Regions from separate parts of the Homo sapiens genome. Here region 1 is linked to region 2. The links are chromatin loops, found by intact Hi-C in ENCODE. Cell type or tissue: endothelial cell of umbilical vein. All regions are shown on one strand. Links, peaks and the distances in the headings refer to the core of each region. The heading gives the core; the rest is flanking DNA. Region 1 has its middle 140 kb from the start of MSL3. Region 2 has its middle 79 kb from the start of MSL3.

What was found. Hi-C counts contacts between places; a loop is a spot of excess contacts. Peaks named below come from ENCODE experiments on the same cell type or tissue, not always from the same donor. Only the 100,000 strongest peaks of a DNase experiment are listed, where the experiment ranks them.
Region 1: it touches region 2 in a loop (2.2-fold over the local background); 3 of 110 quality-filtered maps call a loop at or near these places.

The regions. Positions count from the first base shown.
Region 1 is chrX:11,892,904-11,909,069 of GRCh38, forward strand. It overlaps a transcript of FRMPD4 not described here. Among named protein-coding and RNA genes, the nearest start is that of MSL3, 140 kb to the left of the region's middle. In endothelial cell of umbilical vein, for the core only: no CTCF peak of the experiment used is centred there; a DNase peak (open chromatin) is centred at 6,468; H3K27ac peaks cover 1,291 bases.
Region 2 is chrX:11,829,515-11,845,680 of GRCh38, forward strand. It overlaps a transcript of FRMPD4 not described here. Among named protein-coding and RNA genes, the nearest start is that of MSL3, 79 kb to the left of the region's middle. In endothelial cell of umbilical vein, for the core only: no CTCF peak of the experiment used is centred there; no DNase peak of the experiment used is centred there.

The sequences.
Region 1 (16,166 bases), core at 3,754-8,753, 62 kb after region 2:
TATACCCGGACGTCAAAATTAAAAGAAAAAAATTCTTGGGGGTTACATCCTAGGTTTTTTTATTATTAAGTAACCTTGATTATTTTATAATAATTTTGGATTTACACAGAAGTTGCAAAGATAGCACAGATAGCTCCTACGTATCCCTCATTCTGTTTCCCCCATTGTTAACACCTTTGATTTTGATGGTACTTCGGTACATTAGTGTTCACTAAACTGCAGTCTTTATTTGGATTTCACCAGTTTTTCTACTACTTTATCTTCTGTTTCAGGATCTCATCCAGGATGCCAGTTTGCATTTAGTTGTCATGTCTCCTCAGTCTTCCCTGGTCTGTCAGTTTTTCTGTCTTTCCTTGTTTTCCATGACCTTGACAGTCTTAAGGAATACTAGCCAAGATTACATTTACTTTATAAAAATTTCAAGTAGATTTTGATTCAGAATAGCACTGCTGTTAAGAACTCCTTCCTGTAGAGACACTTGGACCTGAATTTTGGCTTTGAATATAAGTTTTGCCTGAATTCTTAAAGGTTTTAAGTTAAGATTTCTTACTGCCTATCAAGTATCTCTGACATTTTGGTGACTAATAACCTTTTTTAGTTAGGAATGAAAATGTATCTTGGCTATAATATAAGCCAATATAAATTTGAAATTGAGATTTGAGCATATCAAAATACATTATATGAACGAGCACTTTATATAAGAATCTTTGGCTAACTAAACTTTTATGGCTTTAATAAGGGCAATAATCACAATTACTGAATGCTAACTATGAGTGAGGTACTGTCTTTGGTGAGTTAAATGTGGTAAGGTACTTAACTCTGTGATGGCCTTGGATGTATCAATTTGCCTAGGTGCAACTACCATCCAAGGATTCCCTTCTAGGGAATTCTTTTTCCAGTTAGGGCAGGCTAAAAGGGGCAGTCCCTAGAGAGTTAGAGAAGGAAAAAGAGGCAGTGACCATTTTGTAGCACACACATCTTGCCCCAATTATTCAATCAAATACTAATCTATATGTTGTTGTGAAGGGATTCTGCAGGTGCAATTAAGATCCATAATGAGTTGACTTTAAATTCATCAAAAAGGAGATTATACTGGGTGGACATGACCTAATCAGCTTAAAGACCTTTAAATGAGGGTTTAGGCTTCCCTGAGTTAAGAAATGCCTGTGGACAAGCTAAAACTTGTACCCCTGAGCCTGCAGCCTGCTTGTGATCTTCCCTTCCTGACCACCTGCACTCTGAACATTGGACTTGATAAGGAGCCTTCACAATGACATAAGCCAATTCCTTGTAATAAATCTATTTAGTATACATATTGTCTGGTTCCGCTGCTCTGGTTGAACCTTGACTGAGGGAAACTCTCATCATATGAGAGTTATTCCTTATTCCCATTTACATCTAGAGAAACTGAAGCACAGAGAAATTAAATAACTTTCCCAAGATCACATGATCAGTGACAGTTTAAATTCAAAGTCATGGTGTTTAGTCTCCAAATAGGGCTCTTGATTGTTATATTATACTGGCTCTTGCATAGGCATTGGAATGTACAAATGAAAGAAGCCAGTAACAACCATTTTAAAAATGATTAATCCAGAGCAGTGATTTTTATCCTTGGCTGCACATTGGAATGTCTTGGGGAACTATAGAAACCCAGTGCCCAGGGTGAATCCCAGTTACATCGGTTTCTCTGGGGCTGGGATCCAGGCATGTTTTTAAAGCCTCCATCAGATTCCAATGCATAAAAAAAATTCAGGAATCAGCGCTTTAGACTAGAGCAGCATGTCTCAAATTTCAATGTGTGTAAGACTCACCTAGAAATCCCGTAGGTTTTAACTCCATAGGTCTGGGTTGGGGCAGAGATTCTGCATCTGTAAGAGGCTCTTTCCAGGTAATGTTGATGCTGATGGTCTAGGAACCACACGTGGCTAGCAAAGCTCTGGAGTGTGTTTCAAAGTGAAAGATAATTTAGAAGAGGGGACAGACTGAAAAAGAAGAGTGTATCCTTGGTTGCAAATAATACGATATGGAGTGATCTACATGCGGCAGATAGGGGAAGGCATTGGAGACAGACCAAGCAAGTGGAATCACCTGTCTAATGAGGGTTATCAGTAAAAGGTCTTAGAGCCTCTTCCCAGAAATATGTGCTCCAAGGACCAGAAAATATCCCAGAATGGTTGTTTTCAACAACATGATTCTTGCTCTTGCTTGTACAACAGATTACAGCAGAGCAGTTTCTTAATAGGAGCACTTATTGACTTTGGGACCAAGTGATTTTTTTGTGTGGGGCTGTTGTGTGCATTGCAGGATCTTTAGCAGCATCCCTGGCTTCTACGCACTAGATGCCAGTAGCAAGTTACAACGCCATCAAGTTGTAACAACAAAGATGTTTCCAGGCATGGCAAAATATGCCCTGAGGGACAAAAATCACCTGCAGTTAAGAACCACTGGAATAGACAACGTTAACACAGGGCTGTTGCACTGAAGTCCAAGATCAGGGCTTCAGAACATTAATGAAAACTGTTAGGAAGAGTGAATGATGGAGCCAATCATTACTCTGGTAAACAGGGAGCACTTGATCAAGGGGGAGAAGGAAATGAGGGGGACAGTGAGACTTAGGTTCATCCAATATAACATGCATTACCTTATTAAACTCAGCAAATTTTTTTTGAACTTCAAAATTCAGCAGTTAAATGAGATGGAAATGGGACTCCCCCTGCTGCTGCTGGTAACATTGCAGAGACAAGGGGATGAGAAGATAAACTGTTGTAACGTGAAGGTTCGTTTACATTATGTTAAGACTGGGGATGTCTTCTGCCTTTTAGTCTTCCATTAGCTGCCTACCTGGGGCCTGTGTGCCAAGTTGTTCTAGAAACCTCTCAACCAGGTAATAGGTAGAGCTCTACCTCACATAAGTTGTTTTCTTCCTGTAGCTGGGTCAATGTTCATGGTTCTGACATAGTTGTATAAGCACCCTGAGATTTTATAGTTATTTTAAAAGTCACTATTTATATTTGAACCTGAATCTGTTTCCCAGTATTTTTTATCCCCTCTCATCAAGCTACTCTTTCTGCTTTGGATGACTATATAAGGGCTCAAAGATTCTTTCCTTCAAAGGAGCTGTCCCTTGTGATACTCTTCGATGTGATTTCTCAATTTCAGGCTTCCAGCCATTGAGTTCTGAATGATTTCCCCTGTGTAATTGCACAGACACCCTTCTTGAGCTCTTTAGGCTATCATAGTTTCAGATAATTCAATTAGCTTTCCTAAATCGTAGAGGCATATTGAAGTATTTTAAAGAAAAAAAAAATAATTCAAACTCAACCACATGACTCGTTTTCACCTGCAGTATTCTTTCCTTATCTTTTCACCCCCCGCAGTGCCCAACTGTGGTGTTTGTAAAGAGGCCAAGTTACTGTGATCTGAATGTTTATGTCCCCCACAAAATTCAGATGTTGAAATCTAATCACCAATATAATGGTGTTACGAGGTGGGGTCATTAGGAGGTGATTGGGTCATGAGGGTAGTGCTTTTGTGAATGGGATTCGTGCCCTTATCAAAGAGATCCTAGAGAGCTGCCTCTTCCCTTCTACCATCATGTGAGGACACAGCAAGAAGGTGCCATTTGTGAAGCAGAAAGCAGGCCTTCATTAGACACCAAATCTGCTGGTGTCTTGACCTTGGACTTCCCAGCCTCTAGAACTGTGAAAAATAAATTTCTGTTGCTTATAAGGCACCCATTTTGTGTTGCTTTGTTATAGAAGCCTGAATGGACTAAGACATCAATGTAACATTAGGAGTCCTTGCGTAGTTCATGTCAAGTGACCATAGCAGTGAAATGTGCTTGGGGCTGAGCCCTGTGGTCCATGGATTGGGCCAATGAGCCATTCCCCAAAGAATGTTTAAACTGGTGTTTCTCAAACCAGAAAGGTGTCCACGAATCCCCTGGACATCTGATTAAAATGCAGATGTTGATTCAGCAGGTCTGGTACAAAGCCTGGGATTCTGCATTTCTAGCAAGCTCCCAGGGGATGCCAATGCTGCTGGTCTCCAGAACAGACCACACTTGGAGTAGTGAGGACTTAAACTGGTCTTGTGTTTGGGGGTTTGGAAGCTGCTAAATTCAGTATCTGAATTAATCTGAGTGTAAATTACTTAACATTCACCTCACTCTGCTTTCCTGAAAAACCTTGATAATTACCATTCCAAATTCCTAATTTAAAATCTGGTATGGAACATGGATGAATTACAAAAAAAAAAAAAAAAGAAAGAAAAAAAGCATGCTGAGCAAAACAAGCCAGGCACAAAAGAGTACATTTAATATGATTCCATTTACATGAAATTCTGGAACAGGCAAAACTAATCTAGAATGACAGAAATCAAATTAGTGGTTGCCTGCTGGGGTTGGTGGTGGTTGTGGGGTTGTCTAAATTTGTTAGGGGTGATAATGGTCCTTATTTCTTAGACATAATACTGATATATTTACGAATAAATGGTACAGTTCCTGGGATTAACTTCAAAATAATTAGCTGGAGAAAAGGGTGGGGGTATGGCTAAAACAGAAGTGACTGTGTGTTAGTAATTGTTGAAGCTGGGTGTTGAGTACATGGCCCTCATTGTATTATTCTCTACTGCTGTATTTATGTGAATATTTCCAGAACACAAAATATTTTAAAAAGTGGTTATCAGTTGGAATGTTTTCTCTGATGATTAAAGCTTTTTATGAATGTAGGAAATATTGTTACCAAAGACTGCTTTTATTCATTCATTCAGTATACAATCATTGTGTACCATGTGTGCCATGGATTGTGCTAGATAATGGAGATAAATCAAGGAATAAAGTCGAAAAACCTCCTACAGTCCTGGGGCTTGCATTATAGTGCAGAAGACAGGTATAACTAATGAACAAAATCAATAAGTAAATACATTGCATAGTATGTTAGACATAAGTGCCATGGTAAAACCGGGGCTGGCTAAGGGAATTGAAAGGAGAGGAAGGCTGGGTAGGAAAGGCAAGGGCTCATTGAGGAGCTGGGTGCTCAGGGCAGGGCTCCCTGAAAAGATGACATTTGCATCAAATCCAGAAGGAAATGAGAGGTTTAGCCCATGCAGATAAATGGGGACAGAGTATTCTAGGCAAAGAACAACCAGTGAGAAGGCCTCATGTAGGAGCAGTTCAAGGTTCCAACACCAAGGAAGAGGTCCTCATGACTGAAAGGTGTGTGTGTGTATTGGGGGTATGGGGGGCAGGCAGGAAGAGAGGCAGTCAGGGCTGGATGGGTCTAGATCAGTGATTGTATTGACATTGGCTTTTCCTCTGAGATGGAGGTGCCCTGGCGGTTTTAAGCAGCTTGGCATGGGGCAACCTGACTGCTGTGTTAAGAAGACTCTATGGACAGGGGTGGAAGTGAGGAAAGCAGGCACTCACTTGGTCTGTCCCAGTGTCTTCTCTCAGGTGCTGCTTGTAGATGGCTTGGTATCCTATTATTTGCAATTGAGCATACCCTCCTCTTTATCAGTCTGTCTCCTCTCAAACATCCTTCACTTTGAAACACACTCTAGATGCAGTCCCTGGACCAGTGGCAGCAGCATCACCTAGGAGGAGCCTCTGAGCTGCTCCATCAATAATCCAGGTGAGACCATAGAAATATATAGGTAAGTGAGGTGATGAATATGTTAATTAGTTTGATTTACTCATTACACATTTTATGCATGTATCAAAACATCACATTGTACTCCATAAATATATACAATTATGACTTGTTAATTTAAAATAATATTAATTAAAAAAGAAAAAGATAATAGTAATTATCCAGATGAGAGAATATGGGGGAGTCAGACTAGGTGGAAGCTCTGGAGGTAGGGAGAAGTAGGATTCTGGAACTATTTTGAAAGTAGATCCAGCAGGATTTCCTAAGTGATTGGCTGTGTGCTATGAGAGTCACAGAGAGTAAAGGATGTCTCCAAGGTTTGGGCCTGAATAAGTGGAAAGATGGACTTGCCTTTGCAATGAGAAGACAGCTTGGGGTGTCTGAGTAAGGGCTAAAAGGTTGTTTCACAAACTCTCCACCCTGCAGTGAACATAACATTCAACTTCCTTAAAGCCAGACATTATGTTTGTGCAATAGCTCCCTAAAAACTACGAAATGGCTTTTCCATCAAAGCAAATTTGAAAAAGTATTGAGAAATACAGAAAGTCTGAACTATAAATTTGTAGGGCATTTTGTATGATGATAGTAGCTAATGGCAATATGCTCTATATTCTTCTCTGTGGCATCCTAATTTGTCATGCCTAAAATGCACCTGGGTGATTGAGAATGTATTTGCTTCCTTTCAGGAAGTGGCTGGTGACTATAGCAAGAGGAATGTTGCAGAATAATTTGTTATTACAGAAGAAAATGGGTGAAAAGTTTATGGCAGACTAAAACCTGACATCAATCCTAATCTTATTTTTACTTGCTGTGACTCACGAGTGATGTTGACTTTTTTTTTTTTTTTTTGCAGCTGACACTTTGTGCTGCCAACCTCCCTTTCATTTATTTGCGTTTGTTTTTGCTTTTTATTGTTACCCCAGTGACATCTTTCTCTTTCCTCTCATAGAGAGAAGGATTAAGATTTAAAAGATAATATAATATGAACATGTTTATTTAGCCATAGACGCTGAGTCCCCAATAATATTTTCATTTTTATAAGGAGTTTTGAATATAAGGACACATTCATTTAAAAGGACTATTACGTGAAAAATTTTCATGGCTGACTAATGGGTTGGTTTCTGCCAACAATAATGAGCATAATTTCAACTGAACAATATTGCTGTTTTTCACCAATTCTGTTATTCGCCATCAGTCTAGCATCATACTTTCTTCAATCATTTTCTGCTATTACAATCTGAATGTAATACAAAATACTGGGTATTAATGTATTATCCTAATGCAGTCTTTGGAAAAATACTAAATTTGTGATTCAGTGGTCCATACTTCTGAACAATGTTTTTTCTTTCAAAACTTGTTGATTTTATTTTTATTTATCACCATTGCTATACCCTATAGGTATAAGATTTGGTCGCTCTACACAGTTGACCTTTTTTCCACAGCCCCTTCTGGAGATGTAACAGATAGTTTTAGGTCTCTGGGCCTCCCTATGCACAGGGCTTACTTGGATTGGTGGAGTTATCCGGGGGTCTTTTGGTTTTGATTTCATTTCTTATTTAACATGTGGTAACAGACAATTATTGTTGGCTTTTTCCCCTCTCTTATGCTTTCTTGATTGGGTGATAGATGTTTCAGAGGATTTTTTTTTTTTGTCTGAAGAAGGGGGAAGGAACAATTTATATCCTCATAGTTGTCTTGTGTACCTGGTAGGGCAAGAGAGTGAACACAGAAGGGCATTGGTTTAGGGGAAGAAGACGGAGACAAAATGGGAAGCGGGGGCTTCATAAAGGGTATAGGTTGAGGAAAGGTTTTTGCCAGGCCAGGACAGGATAGGACTCTTGGGAGAATGTATGGGGAAGAAGAGAAGGAGCATGGGTAGGGTTATCTGACCTGGCAACTGTTTCTGTATTTGCACTGGCAAGGGGTCGTCCCCTCTTTCTTTTCTTCTTCAGCACTTGTGGCTGATTCTTCTGCTCTTGTGGTTGGTTGGTCCATATCTGTGCTGAATGTCTGTGGTTTGTCTGTAATCTCAGCCATGTTGAAGCCTTCTAGTGGTCTGTCCCAGGGAGCTCCCCCTGCCTATATATACCCTCCCCTAGGCAAGGCAAAGACACACTCTTAAGCTGTGCTTGGTCATCCAGGCACTGCTGCAGCCAATGGTAGCCCTGGAGTGTCTTGGACATCATGAAACACAACCCCGACACCTCCACTGGTGGTTGGGTGGTAGTGGGGGGATGCTGGAGAGGCTAAGATGCTGTGATTGGAGAAAGGGGGTTTCTTTAACACCACATAAAGAGCTTTCCCAAACTGACTTGCCACCCCCTCCTCTTCTCATATTCAATTCTGTTGACCCCCATCGCAGAAAGAGGGTGCTTCCTTCAAGTTGTTCCCCCATGGCCACCACATCAGTGGTTCATTCTTTTCTCTCCCACCCTTCACCATTATTTAGTATTTTGGATGTCTTGCCTAAAATCCCTCTAAGGTAATGTGGCCATATTTAAGTCTCTGTGGCCATGTGAATCATCCTACTTGTCCCTAATTTGTGTGCTTGTTTTGATTTATTTCAATAGTTTTGGGGGTACAGGTGGTTTTTTGTTACATGAGTAAGTTCAGTGGTTATTTGTGAGATTTTAGTGCACCCATCACCTGAGCAGTGTACACTGTACCCAATATGTAGTATTTTATCCTTCACCCCCTCCCAACCTTCCCCTTCACTGAGTTACCAAAGTCCATTATATCATTCTTATGCCTTTGCATCCTCATAGCCTAGCTCCCACTTATAAGTGAGAACATATGATATTTGGTTTTCCATTCCTGAGTCACTTCACTTAGAATAATGGCCTCCAGCTCCTTCCAAGTTGCTGCAAAAGACATTATTTCATTCCTTTTTATGGCTGAGTAGTATTCTTTGGTATACATATACCACGTTTTCTTTATCCACTCATTAGTTGAGGAGACTTAGGTTGCTCCCATATCTTTGCAATTGTGAAATATGCTGCTATAAACCATGCGTGTGCATGTGTCTTTCATATAACTTCTTTTCCTCTGAGTAAATGCCCAGTAGTGGGACTGCTGGATCGAATGGTAGATCCACTTTTAGTTCCTTAAGGAATCTCTATACTGTTTTCCACAGTGGTTGTACTAATTTACATTCCCATCAGCAGTGTAAAAGTGTCCCCTTTTCACCACATTCACAACAGTATCTTTTTTTTTTCTTTTTTACTTTTTAATTATGGCCTTTCTTGCAGAGTAAAGTGGTATCTCATTGTGGTTTTAATTTGCATTTCCCTGATGATTAGTGATAGTGAACATTTTTTCATATGTTTGTTGGCTGTTTCTGTATCTTCTTTTGAGAAATAAATGTCTATTCATGTCCTTTGCCTGCTTCGTGATGGGATTATTTGTTTCTTGTGGATTTGTTTGAGTTCCTTACAGATTCTGGATATTAGTCCTTTGTTGAATGTATAGTTTGTGAAGATTTTCTCCCACTCTGTGTGTTGTCTGTTTACTATGCTGCTTATTTCTTTTGCTGCGTAGAACATGCTTCTGAACAGTTTTCTATAGGTCAGTTTCAGGTCTGTCAGGAACTGACTTTAATGCTTCTTTTTTGCTTTTTTCATCAAATTGTAAGCAATTCTCTATGAAAGATGCAATTTGACAAATTATTAAATTGCTGTCTTTGTCAGCTTGGCTGCTATAACAAAATGGCACAGACTTGGTGGCTTAAACAGCAGACATTTTTTTTTCTCACAGTTCTGGAGGCTGGAGAGTCCAAGATCAAGGCACCAGCAGATTTGGTTCCTTGTGAGGGCTCTCTTCCTGAAGCACATGGCCACCTTTGTGCTGTGTCCTTACATGGCAGAGAGAGAGCTAGAGAGCAAGTGAGTGAGAACGAGAGAGTGAGAACCCAAGAGAGCACTCTGGTCCCTCGTCTTCTTCTTATAAGGATGCTAATTCCATCGTGGGGACTCCAGCCTTATGAATTTATCTATTAATAAACCTAATTACTTCCCAAAGGCCCTACCTCCCCTCCTCCAAATTCTATCACATTGGGGGTTAGGACTTTAATAGATGAATTTTGGGGCGAAACAGTCCATAATCATAGCCTTTCAGTAAGATTTGTCAAAGAACTCTCACTTCAGGAATTTTCTCTGTGGCTGCTCATACTTGGCATGGGAAATAATCTCTTAGAATGGAATCGAAATGGAAATGGTGGGGGCCTCTTACCTCCATTTCATCCAATATGAGGTAGAATTCTCAAAAGGAACATGAATGGCAGAATAAAGAGCAAACGTGAGGGCAGGAAGACTTGTTGGGAACTTATTGCAGTAATTTGGGGGAGTGATGATGGAGGCTAGGACCACTGGGCTGGTTGTGGGGTTTTAAGAGATGTGTAGATTGTGGATATGTTTTAAATATAGGACTAACAGGATTTGCTGAATGATAAATATATGGTATGATTTACAGATAACTCCAAGGTTTTTGAAGGAAACTGAGGAAGGCAGAGTTTGGCAGAATGAAGTGGCATTGAACAGGAGACAGCTGTCATTCTCCGTTTTGTTCACAGTCTTTGAGTGTGATTACTAGTCTAATCTACCACTGGACATTTTCCAAATCTTTCCAGTAAATGAAAAATGCTGGGAAAGGGAAATGGTATGTGTTTTTGTGTCAGTATTGAGCATAGGCTTTAACCCCCAAATGGAATATGTTGCCCTGGCTTTCTAAACTATAATATTTTCTATTTTAATATTTATGCTTAGGTAATACTTTTATTGAAGAACAAATTGCATCAAACTTTGGCTGAAGACCAGATTAAAGCAATTCATTTTTATATACAGTTTTAATTCCTTGAGCCAGAACCTCAAAATATTCAGTGTAGATAACAAATAATGAGGCTGATTAATAAACTACATAAAAACACATCCTTGATTCTTTATAGCCCTACTCTTCTCCAATTTCATTTTCCTCAAATTCCATATTTTAAATTCCATGCTTTATTTGTTTGAAGTCAAGACATTTTTAAATTACAAACTTAAAAGTCATCAAATTATGTCAGAAACCCAATATTCGAATCATAGTTGTAAATTTAGATTATTTGTTCTCCATTGAAAATTCCATAGAAATTTCTCATTGTAGCCCTTCAGCTAGTAAAGGGCTTCTTTTGTCTTTTTAAAAAATGACTTATTTTAAATCCTCTATTGTTTGATTTCTAATATGTCCTGCTGGGATTTTTGTTTTTGATTTTTTAAGACAGGGTCTTGCTGTGTTGCCTGGCTAGAGTGCAGTAGCGTGATCATGGCTTACTGTAGCCTTGACCTCCTGGGCTCAGGCAATGCTCTCAGCTCAACCTCCAGAGTAGCTGGGACTACAGGCATGTGCTGCCAAACCTGGCTAATTTTTTAATTTTTTTTGTAGTGATGGGGGTCTCACTATGTGCCCAGGGTGACCTCAAACTCCTGGGCTCAAGCAATCCCTCATCTCAGCCTCGCAAAGTGCTGGGATTATAGGCATGAGCCACCATGCCTGGCCTGACCTGCTTGTTTGAGTGTAATATTGCAAATGTTAAGTGAAATAATCAGGATATTGTAGAAGCACTGCCAATTTATTTTGAAATAATCACATTTATCCCCTCTGTCTCTTTCAAATGGACAGGTGCATATGGTCATCATCGGGTTTAAAGCATTGCTCTTTTTATTTCTTACGATGTCTGTTTCAAGAAAAGCCAGGCAGAGCCCTCCATCATGAAAGGTAGACCTCATAAAGTGCTGCCTTTACTGAATTCAAAAAAATCAAGGAGAGACTTTGCCACTAGGCTCAAAGCTAAGGAAGGATATGGGTATACGTCTCTTTCATCGAGTCCTGTTTATCCTTGATCCTCTTAGATGAAAGGCAGGGGACGTTGTTAAAATGTTGGCTGCAAGAAAGGTGAGAACTTGATTTGGGTTTTAAATTTACCATTTTGTTTTGTTCTACCAACAGTGAGTCAAGTGGTTCTATATGATTAGCTGAAACAAACATTGAGTTTCCGGTCTTGTTCCTTGCTTTCACCCTTCTCAGGAAGCAAGCCAGAATTGACTCTGCATTGGCCTTAACCTCCAAGACTCATGTGAGATTAATACTCATCAGCCACCTTTTAAGAATATCAGCAATTACCATACTAGGACAGCATCATTATTGATCCTTTGATTGCTGTTCTCACTTTAATGTCAAGACTCTGAAGCCTTGACCTTGTACTCATAGCCCTTGAGCTTTTAAGAGATGATTATTTTTAATGATACAACAGTATTATTGACATGTAGGAATCTATTTTGGTGATAATAGAAATAGCTCCAAATAGCAAGAGTGTGGTTTTTAAAATTACTTTCTGTGGCAGACACAGTTGTTTGTATCCACAAGGGCATTTCCCCTTCTTCTTTGCTACCAGGAACTTGATTTTGTTTAGGTGGTAATGTGCACAGCCCAGAGGATGAGTCTAAATCAGTTGTCTAAGCTGGTGGTGTAAATCAGTGCATGGCAATTAAATGTCCCTTGGACAAATACTCCTTTTTCCAGCCCCTCTTGCAAATTAGGTGGCCATGTGACTTTTAGCCAATGAGACATATGGGCAAGACTGCTGGGGGAACATCCAGGAAATACTTTATTGCCCGACAAAAGAAAGTTTGGAAGGATACCTCCTCCGCACTGAACTTTCCCTCTTCTTCCTTCCCTGAATGTGATTATATGTGATTCCCAGATCTGCAGTAGCTATTTTGAAACCATGAAGTTACAAACCTAAGACAAAATGCTGAGGATGGCAAAGTTGAAAGAAAAAAATGAGCCTGGGACCTTGGTGATATTGTTGATCTGAGATATTAAACCAGGAATTCCCTATCTTCTTTTATTTTGAAATAATAAAATATATTTATTGTTCATGTCATTGTTAATAATTCTATCCCTCAACAAGAAATCTTCCTATTTGAGTCAGCTTCTGTTGTATTTTTCAGGCAAATCATCTACTTACTATACTTTGTAGAAACAAGCATAGCCTATTAGAAAGAGCCCTCAGTTAGCCCAGATTTGGGCTCTAGTCTCAGAACACTTATATTTGAATGCCTACTTTCATAAGGTACTGTGATATATATTGGGGGTATTAACATTGATAACGTGTGCTCCTAACCCCAAAGGATCTTATAAACAAGTGGGAGAGATTGACTTTAAATAGATAATTTTGATACAATGAATCAAGTATAATAATGGAGGTATAGACTAAAAAAGTTATGGGAGCAAAAACTGGGGTCATGGACTCCATTTTATGAAGCACACAGAAAGTTTTTGAACGGACAATACTCTTTTAAAAAAGTTTAATGAGGTATAACTTACAAGCAATAACATCAACCAATGTGAAATGTAAATTTCAAGTATAATTCTATTACAGCCACAAAATCAAGATATGAAACATTTACATCACTTTAAAGAGCCAGTCTTCTCCCCAAATCCCCTGATCTTGACAAACATTGACCTTCATTCTATCACATAGTCTTGCCTTTTCTAGCATGTGAAATGAATAGCTTCAGTTTCCCTTCATTTTATTTATTTATTTATTTATTTATTTATTTATTTATTTATTTTTCTTTTGAGATGGAGTTTCATTCTGTCACCCAGGCTGGAGTGCAGTGGCGAGGTCTCAGCTTACTGCAAGCTCCACCTGCTGGGTTCATGCCATTCTCCTGCTTCAACCTCCCGAGTAGCTGGGACTACAGACGCCTGCCACCATGCCTGGCTAATTTTTTGTATTTTTAGTAGAGACAGGGATTCACCGTGTTAGCCAGGATGGTCTCGATCTCCTGACCTTGTGATCTGCCTGCCTTGGTCTCCCAAAGTGCTAGGATTACAGGCGTGAGCCACCGCACCCGGCCCAATTTCCCTCCATTTTCAAAGGTAGTTTTTGCTAAGATATAGAATTCTTGGCTGACAGTTTTTTTGTGGGTTTTTTCATTCTGAATATATTGTTTCACTGCCATCTAGCCTCCATTACTTCTGACAAGTCAGTTTTTTATTGTATTTTTTTCACTGTATATAATGAGTTGTTTTTCTCTTGATTCTTTCAAGATTTTTCTTTTTCTATGGCTTTTTAACAGTCCAACTATGGTGTTTTTAGGTGTAGATATCTTTGTGTGTCTCCTACTTGGGGTTTCTTAAGCTTCTTGGGTCTATAGGTTAATGTGTATTTTTAAACTTGAGAAAGTTGTAAAAATTATTTCTTGAAATATTCTTTTTTCTCCTTCTTTCTTCTTCTAGCACTCCCATTACATATAGGTTGGTATGTTTGATATTGTTTCATAAGTCTTCAAGTCTCTGCTAAATTTTCTTAAATTTTCCTCTCTGTTGTTCAAATTGGATAATTCTATGGATCTATTTCATGTTTACTGATTCTTCTGTCTTCTCAGTTCTGCTACCAAGTCTGTCTAGTGAATTTATCATTTTAGTTATTGTACTTTCCAACTCCAGAATTTTCACTTGGTTATTTTTAATATTTAATATCTAACATTAATATTAATATTTAATATTTTAAGCATCTAATAATTAATGTTTATATTGTTATATTGATATTTCCAACTTCTTAAGTTATTGTGATCGTATTTTTTTTTAATTCTTAAACATGGTTTCCCTTAATTCTTTTAACCTGTTTATAACAACTGCTTTAAAGTCTGCTGAATCCAGTAACTGGACCCACTCAGAGTCCATTAAAAAAATCAACTCCTTCTGTTTCCCTGAATATGGGTTATACTTTCTTATTTCTTCCTCTCATTATTTTTTGTTGGTGTTATTGAAACCTGGATAGAAGGCTGGATATTTTAGATATTTGTCTTAGTTCAGGCTGCTATAACAAATTACCATAGACTGAGTGGCATATAAACAACATACATTTATTTCTCATAGTTCTGGAGTCTGGAAGTCCAATGTGAGGTTGCAAGCATGGTTGGGTTCTGGTGAGAGCCCTCTTCCAAGTTGCAGACTGCCATCTTCTTATTTTCTTATGCAGTGGAAAGAAAGTGAGAAAGCTCTCAGGAGTCCCTTTTATAAGGGCACCAATCCCATTCATGAGAGCTCCACCCTTATGACCTAATTACCTCACAAAGGCACTACCTTCTAAAACTATCATATTGGAGATTATGATCACAACATATGAATACTGAGGGGACACAAACATTCAGTTCATTGCAATAACATATTGTAGAAACTGTGGGTTCTTGATTTTTTCCCCTTAGTGCTGTTGTTTTTGCACCTTTTTTTCCCCTGGGTTTTATTTTGTTTCGTAACTTGCTTTGCTTTAATCTGTGGAATATTTTCCACCTCTTCCTTACTCCCCAAGTTTGTGGCTGTAATGTGGCTCTTCTTTCCTCCTCTTCCTCCTCCCTTTTCCTTCTTCCTTCTCCTCTTCTTTGTCCTCCTCCTCTTTCTCCTCCTCTTCCTACTGTGTCCTTCCTCTTCTTTTTCCTCTTACTCTTCCTTCTCCCAGCTTCCTGTGGGTCACCCTTTTGTCTGTATAGCTTAGTTGTCAGCCAATAATTAGACAGAAACTGTGCTCAAACAATTTATGCCAGTAAAGATTCTACTTTCTGCTGACTGCTCCGTGTGTAGGTCCGTCACTTTCAAAGTTTAGGCGTTTTCAATCATCTTTAATTTTTTGCTGGATCCTCTTGGGTCTTCCTTGCATGTGCAAGGAGACTTGCAATCATCCAGAGATTGTGAAGAGCTTGGATCCACTCAGTTCTGCCTGTACACAGCCTCCTAATTAGCCAAGGATATATGTAGAGCATTTCTAGCCCCTCTATGGATCTCTAATTTCCAGGATATCCCTGTTAAATTTCTGATTTCTAGCTAGTCTGCTACTCATTCCCAGTGGGGCTACAACCTCAAACTAACAGAGTTATGGACTTTCATCCCTTTTGTTTCCTACCAAATTTGCTAATTTGACTGGCGACACTTGTGGGTTTTCACCCTCTGCTCCAAATCAAGGTAGCCCCATCTAGTGGCAAATCTTCTATTTTACACTGCTAGCCCCATGTGACACTACCACAAAGTAGCAGTACTTTGCAGATTAATATGGGTGGGTGGATGGGGGTGTATGTGATCATTTCCAGGCAAGAATACCACAGACACGACCATTTTACTCAGAGTTCACTAGTTTTTCATGAATAAATACATCTCAATTTGTTGTCAGCCTTTCATCTATTTTTAGGCCCTTGAAATGATTATTGTTAGTTTTTCCAGTTTTATAATTGTGTTTTGGGAAGATATTTTCTGACCATATTACTCTGCTATTACCGAAAGTTTTTCTTTTATATGTTACATCTTGCATTTCTAGAATAAACCCTACTCTGTCATGACATATCCTTTTTATATGTTGCTATATTTAATTTGCTAACATTTTATTAAGGATTTTCTTGTCATGTTCATAAGTGATATTGGTTTCTATTGTCTTTTTCTTATAATATCTTTTTCTTGTTTTTATATCAAGGTAGTGCTAGCCTCATA
Region 2 (16,166 bases), core at 4,913-9,912:
ATATACACCCATGTAACAAACCTGCACATGTACCCCCTGAATCTAAAATGAAAGTTGAAGTTATTTTTAAAAAAGAATAACCACTAGTTTGGAAGGATTAGTGTCCTGCTTCATAAGTCTATTTTTGAAGATCAGAAGATGAATATTTCCTTAGATTCTGTCTCTGAATTTCCTCTGTAATAAATTCTGGTCTCTCTCCAGACAGGTGGATAACTGAGCATTCTAGGGTGAAGGTCATGTCACTGAGAAAGCAAAAGAATAAAGCACAATAGAAATATTAAGAAAATAGGACCTTTGTTACACATGAAATCTCAGTTTAAAATACAGGGAAACTCGTTCAATTTATAAATTTCTGTTTAAATCAAACAAAACTATATCGTCTTTCACTTAGGGACCAACAGTTTGTGACCCTTGCTGGACAAATTGCAGACAAGTTTTGTTACAGAATCAGGTTGGTGAGGACTGGGAAAAAGAGTTGGAGGAGAAGGGGAGAACATTACTGCTTTCCCTTATAAAGTGGAGAACCAAGAGACATTGCCTATGGTGCACAGAACATAAAATAGAAAAATAGAAGCATGTTTTAGAACGCTTAAGAATGCTGTCAGTGACAGCATTGACTAATGGAGGTCTTGATCTGGAGATATAACTATAATATATGTCTAAATATAAGTGGACCCTGAATATGAGTCAAACCATCATTTTCCTAAATGAGAAAGTTGGAAACAACTTTTCTTTTTTCAACTTGAATATACAACATTTAAAGAAAGAGTTGAAATAGCCAATGTCTACCTATGATATTTTAACTTTTAGTTATATATGTATGTTTTAAACCACATGTTATGTAAACTACACTGTTATACAAAATTGCTCTTTTTCACTCTCATATTTCATGATTTTTTTTCAAATGGCGACACATGCACATTGGCATTCATTTCTCCTTCATCTGGAGCCACTTGAAAACATAGTGCCATATTTGCTTCCACTAAGTTGTTTGACTACAGCACTTTTTGAATCTGAGTTTGATGTTGCCATTAGAAATTTTATCCTAATTTACATCTACTCATTAATTCGTAGTAAGCTCCACAACATAAGTATTTAATGTATTTTAATAAAGTAATTTTTTAAAAAAGCTTGTATGCAGTGGCATCCAGAACTGCTGTTTGAAGCCATTTCTCCAGAAATATTGACTCAATCTGTGTTAAATTTATTTACCCTCCCCCGTCATGTCAGATACCCTTTATAAACATCCAAATCTAGCTTTGATTGAGGTCATTTCAGGTTACTGTGTCTTCCCCAAATAGTAATTTGTCGTTTGAAATTAAGTAATTGAGAGACTGCTTATAATATGAAGGTCTTAATAAGGACTTTATTTTTTATGGGATAATTTTGAGCAAAAGTCTTGCCTTATATTTGGCTACATACGGACTTTTGGGAAGGGCTACTGGAAACTTGAGGGTAAAGGAAGTAGGTTAATTCTTCATCTCTAGTACCAGAAAAGTAAAAGAAATATCTTATTTTGATAAACCAAGAAATTGTCACATAAAGCACATACTATCTAGTGATACTGAGACAACTACTAGATGATCAAAAACCGGTGGTAGTTTCAGTTAGTGGCTTGTGGGGAGCCAGATTGGGACAGGGTAAGACTGAGTCAATAAATTGTTCTTCATTATAAAAGCACCTGAACTATGATATCTTATAATGAAAAAAAATTAAAACTTAAAGCGGAATATTACAGTCCAAATGAGAAATGAAGGACTGTGTCATTGGTAATGAGGATGGAAGGCAGAGGTTGGTTTTAGAGCTGCCTGAGGGTAGAGTTGATGGGATTTCATGCCTGGATTATGGCGGTTCGTGGAAAGGTAAGAATGCAAGATTACTTCTGTCTAGTCTCCCAGCTTTGGTGACTGGGTAAATATGATGCTGAGTTGGAAATGCATGAACAGGGGAGTGAACAACAATTAAATCCATTGTGAGCACATAAACTCTTAGTATCTGTGACCTAGTTAAGCAAAGATGAGTCTGGGGCTCTTAGGAGAGACACACATTTAGAGTTCATCAGCATATGAGTATAGATATAGCCATGGGACTGGATAGATTACCCAGCAAAGATGTTTCATGTAAGATAACAAGGGTAGGGATCGGGCTTTGGGAAAACCATCATTATTAGAAGGGAGAGAAGAGAATCCATTGAGAGAAAATGGGCCGGAGATAAATGAGGTCAATACCAAGAAGGGGAAAGTATCAAGGAAAAGAGTAGTAGCTGTTTTAGATATTGAAGGAATACCAAGAGAAATAAGGATGGGGAAGTATCCAGTTGATTTGGCAAAGTATTTTTTATTTTCTAAACAAGGCCATGAACTCCTTAAAAGATAGATCTTTCTGTCTGCAAACAGTTTAAAAGAACCTCTTGGGAAAATTATGACTTATGAGTGTTTAGTTGAAATAAACTGAATATCCTTCAAGAGGAAAATGACCTGGGCACAAACTAATGAATGTGCTTTTTGGCTCAGCTTGCCCATAGCCCTGCACAGTGGTAGCCTCACCAGCACCTAAACTGAGCCCCTGTTTTTGTCCTCCAGGAACTCAAGGTCACTCTGAGCCCTGCTTGCTTTCCTCCCTGGTTCTGTTACGTTATTGCTGATCCCTACCTCATTTTCTTCCAATGCCCATCTGTCTTGCAGGAGCTTCACATTTACTGGTGGTATACTCTGTTTAACAGATACCGGATTTGCCTCCAGACACTACTCTTTCTGATTCCCATGGATATATCTAATGGGCAATAACTATGGGGAGACAGACATCTCAATGCAAGGAAGACTCTCAGACAAAGTGATTCAAGGAGGTATTGAAAGAGTTAATCAAAGAGGCACCAAATTTCCATTCTCTGAGCATCATCCAGCACAGACGAGATGACCTTTCAGCAGTTGTGCTGCAGAGGAAATAATTCATCTATCAGAATTCATCCATTGGATGACCTTTAAAATACCTTTCTGTCCTAAGAGTCAATGGTCTCTTGATATCAAACAGAGCATAGAAATCAGGGAACCTCGGGGTTGGAAGGGGCTTGAAGAGGTCATTTGATTCACTTTCTACCAAATAAATATGTCCCTTCTACTACCTTATTAAAGAGGAGCATCCCCAACTCCTTTTTTAAACTAATAAACTTTAGTTTTTAGAACCATTTTAGGTTCACAGCAAAGTTGGGTGGAAAGTACAGAGTTCTCAAATATCCCCTGTCCCACTGCACACAGGCACAGACTCCTTCATTATTAGCATCCATCACCAGAGTGGTACATTCGTTACAATCAACCTACATGGACACATCATCACCCAGAATCCATAGCTTGCTTTAGAGTTCACTCTTGGTGTTGTACACTCCATGGGTTTTGATAAATATATAATGACATATATCCACTATTGTAGTATCACACAGAATAGGTTCACAGCCCTAAAAATCTTCTGTGTTCTGCCTATTCATCCTTTTCTCCCTACTAACCCATGATAACCCCTAATACTTTTACTGTGTCCATAGCTTTGCCTTTAACAGAATGTCATATAGTTAGAATAATACAGTATGTAGACTTTTCAGATTGGCTTCTTTCACTGAGTAACATGCATTTAAATTTCCTCCTTGTCTTTTCATGGCTTGATAGCTCATTACTTTTTAGTGCTGAATAATATTTCACTGGATGTACCACAGTTTCTTTATCCATTCATCTACTGAAGGACACCTTGGTTGCTTCCAGGTTTTGACAATTATGAATAAAGCTGCTATAAACTATAAACATCTGTGTGCAGGTTTTGTGTGGACATAAGTTTTCAATTCATCTAGATAAATACCAAAGAGTATGATTTCTGGATCATATGATAAGAGTATGTTTACTTTTGTAAGAAATTGCCAAACTGTCTGCCACAGTGGCTGAACCATTTTTCATTCCGACCAGTAAGGAATGAGAGTTCCTGTTGCTCCCCCATCGTCACCAGTATTTGATTTTGGATATTGGCCACTCTTGGCTTCTTTTTGAATGCCCCCCAAAATGATAATTCACCATGTCAGAAATTCAGGATACTTTTAGTGGCTGGGAAAAGTAGAGCTTTACAGGAGAGTAAGCTGAAATAAAGAATGTTTGCAGCCTCTCCACCTGGACACAGACAAGGTTCGGTGTGGGTTTTGGGCAGTGCACCCTCCTGCAGCAGAGAGCTCACCGAATATCTATTTCCTTCCCTGCATTTTGCAGCCTCTCTTATAGTTGGGTTGGAGCATGTGATTGAGCTCTGGCCAATGGGAATATGAGCAGAAGTGAAGCCTCACTGCAGATCGGGCTCACTTAAGAGCCTATGAGCTTCTTCTTTTTTCTATTTCTTATGTTCAGAGACCTTGGAGTACTCTGTGATCCAGATGAAACAGCTGTGACAGATATATGAGCTTGAGCCCCAGAAAGACTGTGTGGAACAAAGATCCCTCTGAACTGGGACATGCATCTTGAGTAAGAAATAATCTTTGTTATGTTAAGCCACTGAGATTCTAGGGTTGTTACCTCCACATAGCCTAGCCTTATCTGACTAGTACGCCTCTCTTTCCTGACCCTTAAGTTCTCTCTTGGCTCTTAGTCCTTTTCTCTCCATCCAGTTATAACTCCCTTGTGTGTCTGTGCTACACTTTAACTTCAGACCACTTAAGTTATATTTGGCAACCTGACCCATCTCAACAAGCAATCTATCCATGTCAATAAGGTTTTCCAAGGACCCAGTTCATTTCGGGGGGCTGATCTTTGTCTTTGGACTCTGTGGGAATCTATATGTTTATTTGTCTGTCCAGTCCTTCCGTTGGTTCTCCAATTATTTCTCAGAGTCTCACTGATACCAGCTGGTTCCAGTCTTGATCTCCCTTGATGACAGTACCCCTCACGTGACAATTACCACATAATACCACACCGTCTGTTTTTAGAAGAGTCTAAATGATGTCTTGGTTTTTTCTTTAGGTGAGCTTAATGTGCCCCATGAAAATTATCTTGTATTTATTTGGTCAACCTCCATTCTCTGGAGTTGTGAAAATATCTTCTTCCATGTGATAGACTTGCAGGTAGCTGAAGATGGAAAGCTGTCATATTCCTTCAAATTTATTATCTAGGGTGTCTGTTTTTATCCAGATGAATATATATGTATATAAAACAAAAGTGAAACCTTCTTAATAATAAGAAAGTAGAATGATGGAAGGATAGGTATTTTAGTACATCAATATAGTTATAACTAATATTACACATTTAACACAAGAGGAATGAACTTATTTAAAAAACCATAACACATGCATAGGCTGAATGATTATACCTATTATCCATCTGCTTTTTATACTTTTAGTTTTTTTGGTAAGATTTCACTTGGGGTTGAAACTTGGCAAAGCCTTAGTCTGACAGCAATTTATAAAATGTAAAATGTGAGAAAAGGAGAAAAGGATCTGTCATATTTTTTTAATTATAAAAGCTCAAGGCAAGGAATAGCTCCTTTATCTTCTTTTCCCTTTTATGAATTTGGGAAGTCACAAAAAAGGAAGGGTTGGGAGAATATAACCTTAGCACCTATCAGCTTTTTAAAAAACTTGCTCTATGAGTTAAAATGAGAGAAGTAACCACTGACCACTGACTTCATTACAGAAGTCAAAGAGGCCACTGTGATTTTAAAAGTACACTCAGAAGAGCCCATTCTGCCATGATATTTTCCTAGTGTCTCTTGTCTTCTAAAGCCAGAAAGACTACATATTTCTTTATAAGTTTGGAGGAGCTCTGGGAGCCTGTTACTGTCATATTGTTCCATTTAGCTCAAACGCATTTTTCTACCTAATCTTATCACTATCAGGCTTTCTCTCCCTCCTCCATCTCCTTCTTTCTTATCAAAGCATCCAGATAGCACGAAGGCAGCAGGACTAAGAGAACAGGTATGTACATAAATAGAGAGGATGAGAAATAAGCACGTACAACGTGGCATCATAGGAAGTGGAATGGGAGGTAGGGCGTTGGGATGAGCAACATTGAGCAGGGGTACTATAGGGTCAAGTGGCCTGAGTAAGAAGCCAGTTTGGCTTAGCCAGGTGACTACTTTCTCTCCTTCCTGCCTTCCCTCTTCTTTTTCCCTGATTTCTTTCCTTGCCTCCTGCCCAGTTACTTCATTTCCTCTCTTCCCTTTCAACCATTTTGTCCTTTGGCTGTTTTCCCCAGTTTTTATTAGTCTTCTTTCTGGTAACTCCTGCCCTCTTCCCAGTATTATCACTTGACATGCTGTGCAGGAAAACGTTAACAGAGTGGGCCTGACACTGGTATTTTTAAAAGGCCCCCTTTCAACTTTGCATTTGAAATATTCTCTAAGCTATCATAGGTTGTTTTGCCCATGTGGGGCACTAAACACCTGTTTCCTTCTGGGAATTTACTATTATAGTAGATGTGGCAGGTCGTTGTGCCTACATTATGATAGAAACTTTGGACTCTGAGTCTCAAGCAAGCCTCAGTGGAAAGAAACAGTATACATGTATTACTAGATATCATTGCGAGAGGAGGGAACACAGTCCTTTCTGGTGTGAGGGAGGGAACATAGGAAACCTGTGCATGGATTCCTTCAGACTCGTCCTGACATATCTTTTCCTCTTGGTGATTGCTGTAATAAGCTATAACCATGAATACAACTACTTACGGGGCCTGTGAGTCCTTCTAGAAATTGCTAAATGTGTGGGTGGTGTTGGGACCTCTGCAACACATACCAAAGCTAATGTTTTGCCTGGCCCATTTTTGTTAGCTTCAAAGTGGTATTTAAAAGGCAGATAAAGGACTACTGAGATTTTTCCTTGTGAAAATTATTATTATTTCCCATTGGAAAGAGACTTATTTTAAAATTAGAGGTGAGGGTGAATGGCAACTACTATGTACCAGACACTGTGCTAAGTGCTTTATATGCATGTGTCATTTAAACAACTCTGTGAGGTAGTAATTATCACTCCTACTCTGAATGTGAGGAAGTTGACTCACCAAAAATTACAAAGATGGGAGCTAGAGGAGGCAGGGCTTCAGAGGTTTAGTTCAGTTTAACAAATATTTACTGAACAACTAGTATATACTAGGCAACATGCTATATACAAGAGAAAATGATAAATGAAACATAGAACAAGCTACAGAGTTGTTTAGGGAGGAAACAGACAGATAAACCCAATTGTTATGCTCTGATGAAAACTATGCCTGGGGTGCTATAGGATTTGAATCTAAATCTTTCTGATGGCAAATGTATGCTTTTTCTTCTTAGTGTTCATTATTGCTATACCCTGCCTTTCAAAGGAAATGCACATGAGGAAATTTAAAAGTTCTATTTCATTATTCTTATTAGGTTTTGAAAGCTAAGAGAAGTATATGTTCATGATAAAAAGGTCTGACAGTTCAAAAAAGTGCAAAGTGAAAAGTCAAAATCTACGTCCTTTTTCAACAGTTTCCTCCATTCTATTCCCTCATTGGAGCCACTTTTCTGTTTTCTTATTGTCCTACTCATTGCCTAATACTGTAAAATATCAAGTAAAAAGATATGAGCCCCAAAATATCTAAATTTAATCCTTAAAATAACAAATCACTTTCCTCATAGCCTTTCTGGGCAGAGTTTAAGCATTCTGAGGGGCCATGGCCATGTGGGACTGAATTTGCATTTCTGACTATGAATTATATTACTGACTATGAATTATATTTTAGTTTATATTTCAGTTCATTTTTAAACTGAAAAAGAATTGTATTTCAGTACATTTCTTTTTCATTAAAAAATACTAGTTGTCAATTCTTTAAGATAGGAGTCTTAAATATTTATGTTGATGTTGAATTTTGAGAAAATTTTTTTGGAATGTCCTTATATTCAGTTTTTCCAAAAGCTGAGATGATACATTTCTTCTACCTTTGATCCAAAAAAGCTTAGGTTCCTAAGGATGTGGTAAAAGAATCATGCAACAAAAATAGATTCATGTTCAACTACTGCAAAAATACGTAATAGTGGATAGAAATGATACATTTTTATCAAGAATAATAGAGGGCATGATTCATGTTAGGACTGGAGGGAATCTTAGAGCTCACCCAGTGTGTCCCCTCGTTCTGCATGTCAGACTCTTCAAACTGCTAATCATGAAAAGCAGAAGTGAATAGTAACTTACAATGAGAATGGAGTTCGTTTGTTTTTAAATTCTAGAGGCTATTTTTGTTTGCCCCTGGATGAGTTTTCTTGTGTATGTTTAAGGAATTTGTAGCAGTACAAGCTGAGTAATTAATAAGTAGAAAATCCACTATAGTAGATCTGATTTAGGAGAATCGCTCAGTCTCACCAACCTTATTCCTATGAATTTAAAGCAAATATGTTCACTTCAAATTAAATCATTAAGAATCTAGCACAGATTCTTGACCTATATTCTAAGGTACTCTAAATTCCATGGGGAATAAGACCCCCAACATGAAAAATTAGAAAGCAATATCAGAGCTCAAATATGACACACAGACAAAAGATGCTATAAGGATATTCACATATTTTTATAAGTTGAAGACACTTTTTTTTACATTTGGCACCTTGTCTAGATTGATACCACAAGTGTTCTTTTCTAATAAAGTTAATGCACACATCAGAACACACCACAAAGATCTGCTACATATTTACAAGGCACCAACCCTTTCTCATCTTTAATGTGAATTATGCAAATCAATGAAAAGCATATCAAGATCTCCCCACCCACAAAAAAACTGTAATATAAATATATACTTCGGTTCAGTACAATTCATGAATAGATGGCCTGGGAATAGCAAAATAATCCAGATAGCTCTTACAGTATCGAAACTGTAACCATTTAATAGCTGCCTTCAGGATTGGTGTATTGTGCAAAAGTTATTATTCTGGGGGTAGGAATCAAAATGGCAAAAACAAACCATATAAAATGAAGAAGATATTTTCATTGTTTGTAAAATAAATATTTTACATTAAATTTACCCAAAGGTTTTCTTTTTGTATTTTTAGTGAACGTATAGAGTTGTGTAACTATCATTTCAGTCTTAGTTTAGAATTTTTCCATTACCCCCAAAATTTCCCTTGAGCCCATTTGTAGTCAATCCCCACCACTATGCTCCCCACTTCTGCTGCCACGAGGCCCAGGTAACCACTGATCTGCTTTCTATATCTACATATTTGTCTTTTGAAATTTCATATACATAGAATCGTACAATATGTAGTATTTTGTATCTGGTTTCTTTTATTTAATGTCATGCTTTTGAGGTTCATCCATCTTGTAGCATGTATCAGTAGTTTCTTTTTCTTGCTGAATAATATTCCATTGTATGGATACACTACATTTTGTTTATGGAATCACCAGTTGATAGATATTTAGGTTATTTAATTTTTTACTATTATAAATAATGCTGCCATAGACATTCATATACAAGTGTTTATGTGGATATATGTTTTCATTTCTCTTGGGTAGATTCCTGGAAGTAGAATTGCTGGCTTGTATATTCAGTTTAAGTTTAAATTTTAAGGAAACTGACAAATTGTTTTTACAAAGTAGCTGTATCATTTTACATCCCCATCGGTAGTATATAAGGGTTCTAGTTTCTCCAAATCCTCACCATATTTAGTTTGTGTTTAAATTTTAAGGAAACTGCCAAATTGTTTTTACAAAATAGCTGTACCATTTTACATCCCCATCAGTAGTATATAAGGGTTCTAGTTTCTCCAAATCCTTACCAACACTTGTTATTGTTTCTTTTTTACTGTAGCCATTCTAGTGTGTGTGTCATGGTATCTTATTGTGGTTTTTATTTGCGTTTCCTTAATGACTAATGGCATCCTTTCATATACTTATTAGTTATTTGTATGTCTTTTTTGGTGAAGTGCCTATTTAAGTCTTTTACCCATTTTTAAAATTGTGTTGTTTGCCTTTTTATTACTGAGTTGCAAGAGTTCTTTACATATTCTATATAAAAGCCCTTTATTAGATATATGATTTGTAATATTTTATTCTTTTCTGTGGTTTGTGTTTTAATTTTTTAATTGTGTCTTTGAAGTGAAAAATATTTTAATTTCAATAAAGTCCAATTTATAAGTTGAAGGTCATGAAGAGTTTTTTCTGTTTTCTTCTAAAAATTGTTTTATAGGTTTAGTTCTTACATTTAGGTCTAGGATATACTCTGAGTTAATTTTCATGTGTGGTATGTGGTAAGCCGCTAAGTTCCTTTTCTTTCTTTCTTTCTTTTTTCTTGTTTTGCAAATTGATTCTCAATTTTCCTGGCACCGTATGTTGTAAAGGCTGTTTTTTCTGTTTGTTTGTTTGTTTTTCTCATTGAATTGTCTCAGTGCCTTTGTTGAATGTAACTTGAACATAATTGAAAGGGTTTATTTCTGGTCTCTCAATTCTGTTCTATTGGTCTATATACCTATCATATGCCAATCTCATATTCTTTAGATTACAGTGGTTTTACAGTAAGTTTTGAAATTGGATATGTAAGTCCTCTAACTTTGTTTCTCCTTTTTCAAAAATATTTTAACGCTGCATTTCCATATAAATTTTAGAATCAGTTTGTCAATTTCTATAAAACAGTGTGATGAGATTTTAATAGGGATTATATTGAATCTGTAGATCAGTTTGGGGAGAAATGCCATTTTAACAGTACTGAGTGTGTCAATTTATGAATATGGAATGCTTCCCTATTTGGTTAGATTTTTCCCCAATTCTCTCAGCAATGTTTTGTAGTTTTCAGTGTACAAATATTACACTTCTTTTGTTAAATGTATTCCCAAGTTTTTATTCTTTTATATAATATTGTGGATGAATTTTTTTAATTTCATTTTTATTCATTGATAGTACATAGGAATACAATTAATTTTTTCATGATCTTGTATTTTGTAAACTTGCTAGGCTGGTATGTTAGTTGTAGTAGGTTTTGTGTAAACTTTAGGAATTTTTAACATGTGGAATCATATAACCTCAAAATAATTGCATGTCTTCTTTTCTAATCTCTCTGTATGTGAATATGTGTTTAGTCTCATTGCACCAACTAGAACCTGCAGTACAATTTTGAATAGAAATGGCAAGGATGTTCATCCTTGTTTTGTTCTTAATATTATGTTAAAACTTTCAGTCTCTAAGTATGATGGTAGCTATAAGTGATTTTGTGCCCTTTCTCAGGTAAGGAAGTTCCTTTATATTTTTATTTTTTATTTTTTATTTTTTTTTAATTTTATTATTATTATACTTTAAGTTTTAGGGTACATGTGCACAATGTGCAGGTTAGATACATATGTATACATGTGCCTTGCTGGTGTGCTGCACCCATTAACTCGTCATTTAGCATTACGTATATCTCCTAAAGCTATCCCGCCCCCCTCCCCCCACCCTACAACCGTCCCCAGAGTGTGATGTTCCATTTCCTGTGTCCATGTGTTCTCATTGTTCAATTCCCACCTGTGAATGAGAATATGCGGTGTTTGGTTTTTTGTTCTTGCGATAGTTTACTGAGAATGATGATTTCCAATTTCATCCATGTCCCTACAAAGGACATGAGCTCATCATTTTTTTTATGGCTGCATAGTATTCCATGGTGTATATGTGCCACATTTTCTTAATCCAGTCTATCATTGTTGGACATTTGGGTTGGTTCCAAGTCTTTGCTATTGTGAATAGTGCCACAATAAACATACGTGTGCATGTGTCTTTATAGCAGCATGATTTATAGTCCTTTGGGTATATACCCACTAATGGGATGGCTGGGTCAAATGGCATTTCTAGTTCTAGGTCCCTGAGGAATCGCCACACTGACTTCCACAATGGTTGAACTAGTTTACAGTCCCACCAACAGTGTAAAAGTGTTCCTGTTTCTCCACATCCTCTCCAGCACCTGTTGTTTCCTGACTTTTTAATGATTGCCGTTCTAACTGGTGTGAGATGGTATCTCATTGTGGTTTTGATTTGCATTTCTCTGATGGCCAGTGATGGTGAGCATTTTTTCATGTGTTTTTTGGCTGCATAAATGTCTTCTTTTGAGACGTGTCTGTTCATATCCTTCGCCCACTTTTTGATGGGGTTGTTTGTTTTTTGCTTGTAAATGTGTTTGAGTTCATTGTAGATTCCGGATATTAGCCCTTTGTCACATGAGTAGGTTGCGAAAATTTTCTCCCATGTTGTAGGTTGCCTGTTCACTCTGATGGTAGTTTCTTTTGCTGTGCAGAAGCTCTTTAGTTTAATTAGATCCCATTTGTCAATTTTGGCTTTTGTTGCCATTGCTTTTGGTGTTTTAGACATGAAGTCCTTGCCCATGCCTATGTCCTGAATGGTACTGCCTAGGTTTTCTTCTAGGGTTTTTATGGTTTTAGGTCTAACGTTTAAGTCTTTAATCCATCTTGAATTCATTTTTGTATAAGGTGTAAGGAGGGGATCCAGTTTTAGCTTTCTCCATATGGCTAGCCAGTTTTCCCAGCACCATTTATTAAATAGGGAATCCTTTCCCCATTGCTTGTTTTTCTCAGGTTTGTCAAAGATCAGATAGTTGTAGATATGTGGCGTTATTTCTGAGGGCTGTGTTCTGTTCCATTGATCTATATCTCTGTTTTGGTACCAGTACCATGCTGTTTTGGTTACTGTAGCCTTGTAGTATAGTTTGAAGTCAGGTAGCGTGATGCCTCCAGCTTTGTTCTTTTGGCTTAGGATTGACTTGGCGATGCGGGCTCTATTTTGGTTCCATATGAACTTTAAAGTAGTTTTTTCCAATTCTGTGACGAAAGTCATTGGTAGCTTGATGGGGATGGCATTGAATCTATAAATTACCTTGGGCAGTATGGCCATTTTCACGATATTGATTCTTCCTACCCATGAGCATGGAATGTTCTTCCATTTCTTTGTATCCTCTTTTATTTCATTGAGCAGTGGTTTGTAGTTCTCCTTGAAGAGGTCCTTCACGTCCCTTGTAAGTTGGATTCCTAGGTATTTTATTCTCTTTGAAGCAATTGTGAATGGGAGTTCACTCATGATTTGGCTCTCTGTTTGTCTGTTATTGGTGTATAAGAATGCTTGTGATTTTTGTACCTTGATTTTGTATCCTGAGACTTTGCTGAAGTTGCTTATCAGCTTAAGGAGATTTTGGGCTGAGACGATGGGGTTTTCTAGATATACAATCATGTCATCTGCAAACAGGGACAATTTGACTTCCTCTTTTCCTAATTGAATACCCTTTATTTCCTTCTCCTGCCTAATTGCCCTGGCCAGAACTTCCAACACTATGTTGAATAGGAGTGGTGAGAGAGGGCATCCCTGTCTTGTGCCAGTTTTCATAGGGAATGCTTCCAGTTTTTGCCCATTCAGTATGATATTGGCTGTGGGTTTGTCATAGATAGCTCTTATTATTTTGAGATACATCCCATCAATACCTAATTTATTGAGGCCTTTGACGAAATTCAACAACGCTTCATGCTATATTTTTATTTTACTGAGAATTTTTGTCATGAATAGGTGGTAGATTTTGCTAAATACTTCTCTTATCTACTGAGATGATCACATGGTTTTTTGTCCTTTATTCTATTATTATGGTGCATGAAATTAGTTGATTTCCAACATGTTATATATACTTTCTATTCCTAAGCTATATTCCATTTGGCTATCTTGTATAATCCTTTTTACAAGTTGCTGAATTTGGTTTGATTACATTTTGTTAAGTATTCTTGCATCTATGTTCATGAGGAATATTGGTTTGTAATTTTTTGTGTATATGGTATTTTGGCCGCTTCTCTGTAGTCTGGAAGAGTTTGTGAAGGTTTAATGCTATTTTTTTCTTTAATGTAGAATTTTTGGCTCTAGTATATCTCCTTTTCCTACTCCCTCTTTTCTTTACTATTAGTGTCACATATATTGTAACTCTATATGATATAAATCCTACAAAATAGTGTTATACTTTTTCTTATGTTCTTTAAAGAAGTTTAAAGAAGAAATAAGAAAAAATATTTATAGTCTTTGATGCTTATCCATGTATTTAGCATTTCCTTCCTTCTTTCCTTTCTTTTCTTTCCTTTTTCTTTTTCTTTTTCTTTTGCTCTGTCACTCAGGCTGGAGCACACTGGTATGAGTATAGTTCGCTGTAACCTTGACCTCCTGGGTTCCAGTGATCCTCCTGCCTTAGCCTCCCAAGTAGCTGGGACTACAGGCATGTATGACCACATCCAACTTATTTTTTATTTTTTTGTGGGTCTTGCTGTGTTCACCAGGCTGATGTTGAACTGCTGGACTCAGGTAATTCTTCTGCCTTGGCCTTCAAAAGCACTTGGGATTTCAGGCACGAGCCACTGTACCTGGCCTTTTAACATTTCTTATGCTCTTCATTTCATCCTGTGGATTTCATTTACTATCTTATGTCAGTTCGTTTTAGCCAGAAGGATTTTCTTTAACATTCTTTTGTAAGGCAGATCTGATAGTTATGAATTCTTTTTTTTTTTTTTTTTTTTTTGAGACAGTGTCATGTCTCACTCTGTTGCCCAGGCTGGAGTACAATGGTGTGATCTCAGCTCACTACAACCTCTGCCTCCCAAGTTGAAGAGATTCTCGTGCCTCAGCCTCCCGAGTAGCTGGGACTACAGGCATGCGCCATCACACCCAGCTATTTTTTTTTTTTTTTGTATTTTTACTGGAGACGAGTTTTCACTATGTTAGCTAAGCTGGCCTCAAACCCCTGACCTCAAGTGATCCACCTGCCTCAGCCTCCCCAAGTGCTGGGATGACAGGTGTGAGCCATTGCACCCGGCCTGATAGTTATGAATTCTTTACGTGCTTGCTTATTTCTTTATTTCACCCTTATTTTTGGAGGATTTTTTTTTCTGAATATAGGATTTGTGGTTGACATTTTATTTTATCTTTTTCCAGCTCTTCGGATATATCAGTCCACTTTGGGATGGTTAATTTTATGTGACACCTTGACTGGACCATGAGGTGCCCACACTTTTAGTCAAACATTTACTCTGGATGTATCTCCTATTGTTTCTGTGTCTCTGAAGAACCCTAACATGCACTATTTTGTGGCCTCCATTGTTTTTGATGAGAAATTAGCTGCTAATCATATTATTTTTTTCTTTATATGTAGTGGTTAGGTTTTCTTTTGCTGCTTTCAAGATTTTCTGTTTGCCTTTTTGTCATGTTGTGAATTTCTTTGTGTTTATCTTACTTGGAGTTTGTTGAGTTATTGCACTTATAAATTAATGTTTTAATCAAATTTATGAAGTTTTTATTTATTATTTTTGTGAATACATTTGTTCCTTTCTCTCTTTGATGATTCTGTTATGCACATATTTTTACATTTGATGTTGTCCCACAAATTTCTGTGCACTCCGTTTATTATTCTTCAATCTTTTTTACCCTCTGTTCTTCAGATAGGACCATTTCTATTGATTTAAATTTAGATGTTCTGGTTTGTCTGCCAGCTTAAATCTACTGTTGTGCCCGTCCGATGAAATTTCTGTTTAATTTCTTACACTTTTCAATGTCAGAATTTCCATCTGGATATAATGATTATCTCTTTATTGAAACTCTTCATTCATTGAGTTATTGATATCATACTTTAATTGTTTCAGTATGGTTTGAACGTATTCATAATAGCTGCCTTAAAGTTTTTTGCTAAATCTGGCTTCTGGAGACACTCAGAGACAGTTTCTATTGACTATTTTTCCCCTCATTATAGGTCCCTCTTTCATTCTTTCAAACCCCAAGTAAAATAAACAGAAAGAAATAAACATGTGACAGAAAGGTGAACAGGAAATCTTGAAAGCAGCAAAAGAAAATCTAATAGAAGATGAATCTCTGAATAGACCAATAACAGGATCTGAACTTATGGCAATAATTAATAGCTTACCAACCAAAAAGAGTCCAGGACCAGATGGATTCACAGCCGAATTCTACCAGAGGTACAAAGAGGAACTGGTACCATTCCTTCTGAAACTATTCCAATCAATAGAAAAAGAGGGAATCCTCCCTAACTCATTTTATGAGGCCAGCATCATCCTGATACCAAAGCCGGGCAGAGACACAACCAAAAAAGAGAATTTTAGACCAATATCCTTGATGAACATTGATGCAAAAATCCTCAATAAAATACTGGCAAACCGAATCCAGCAGCACATCAAAAAGCTTATCCACA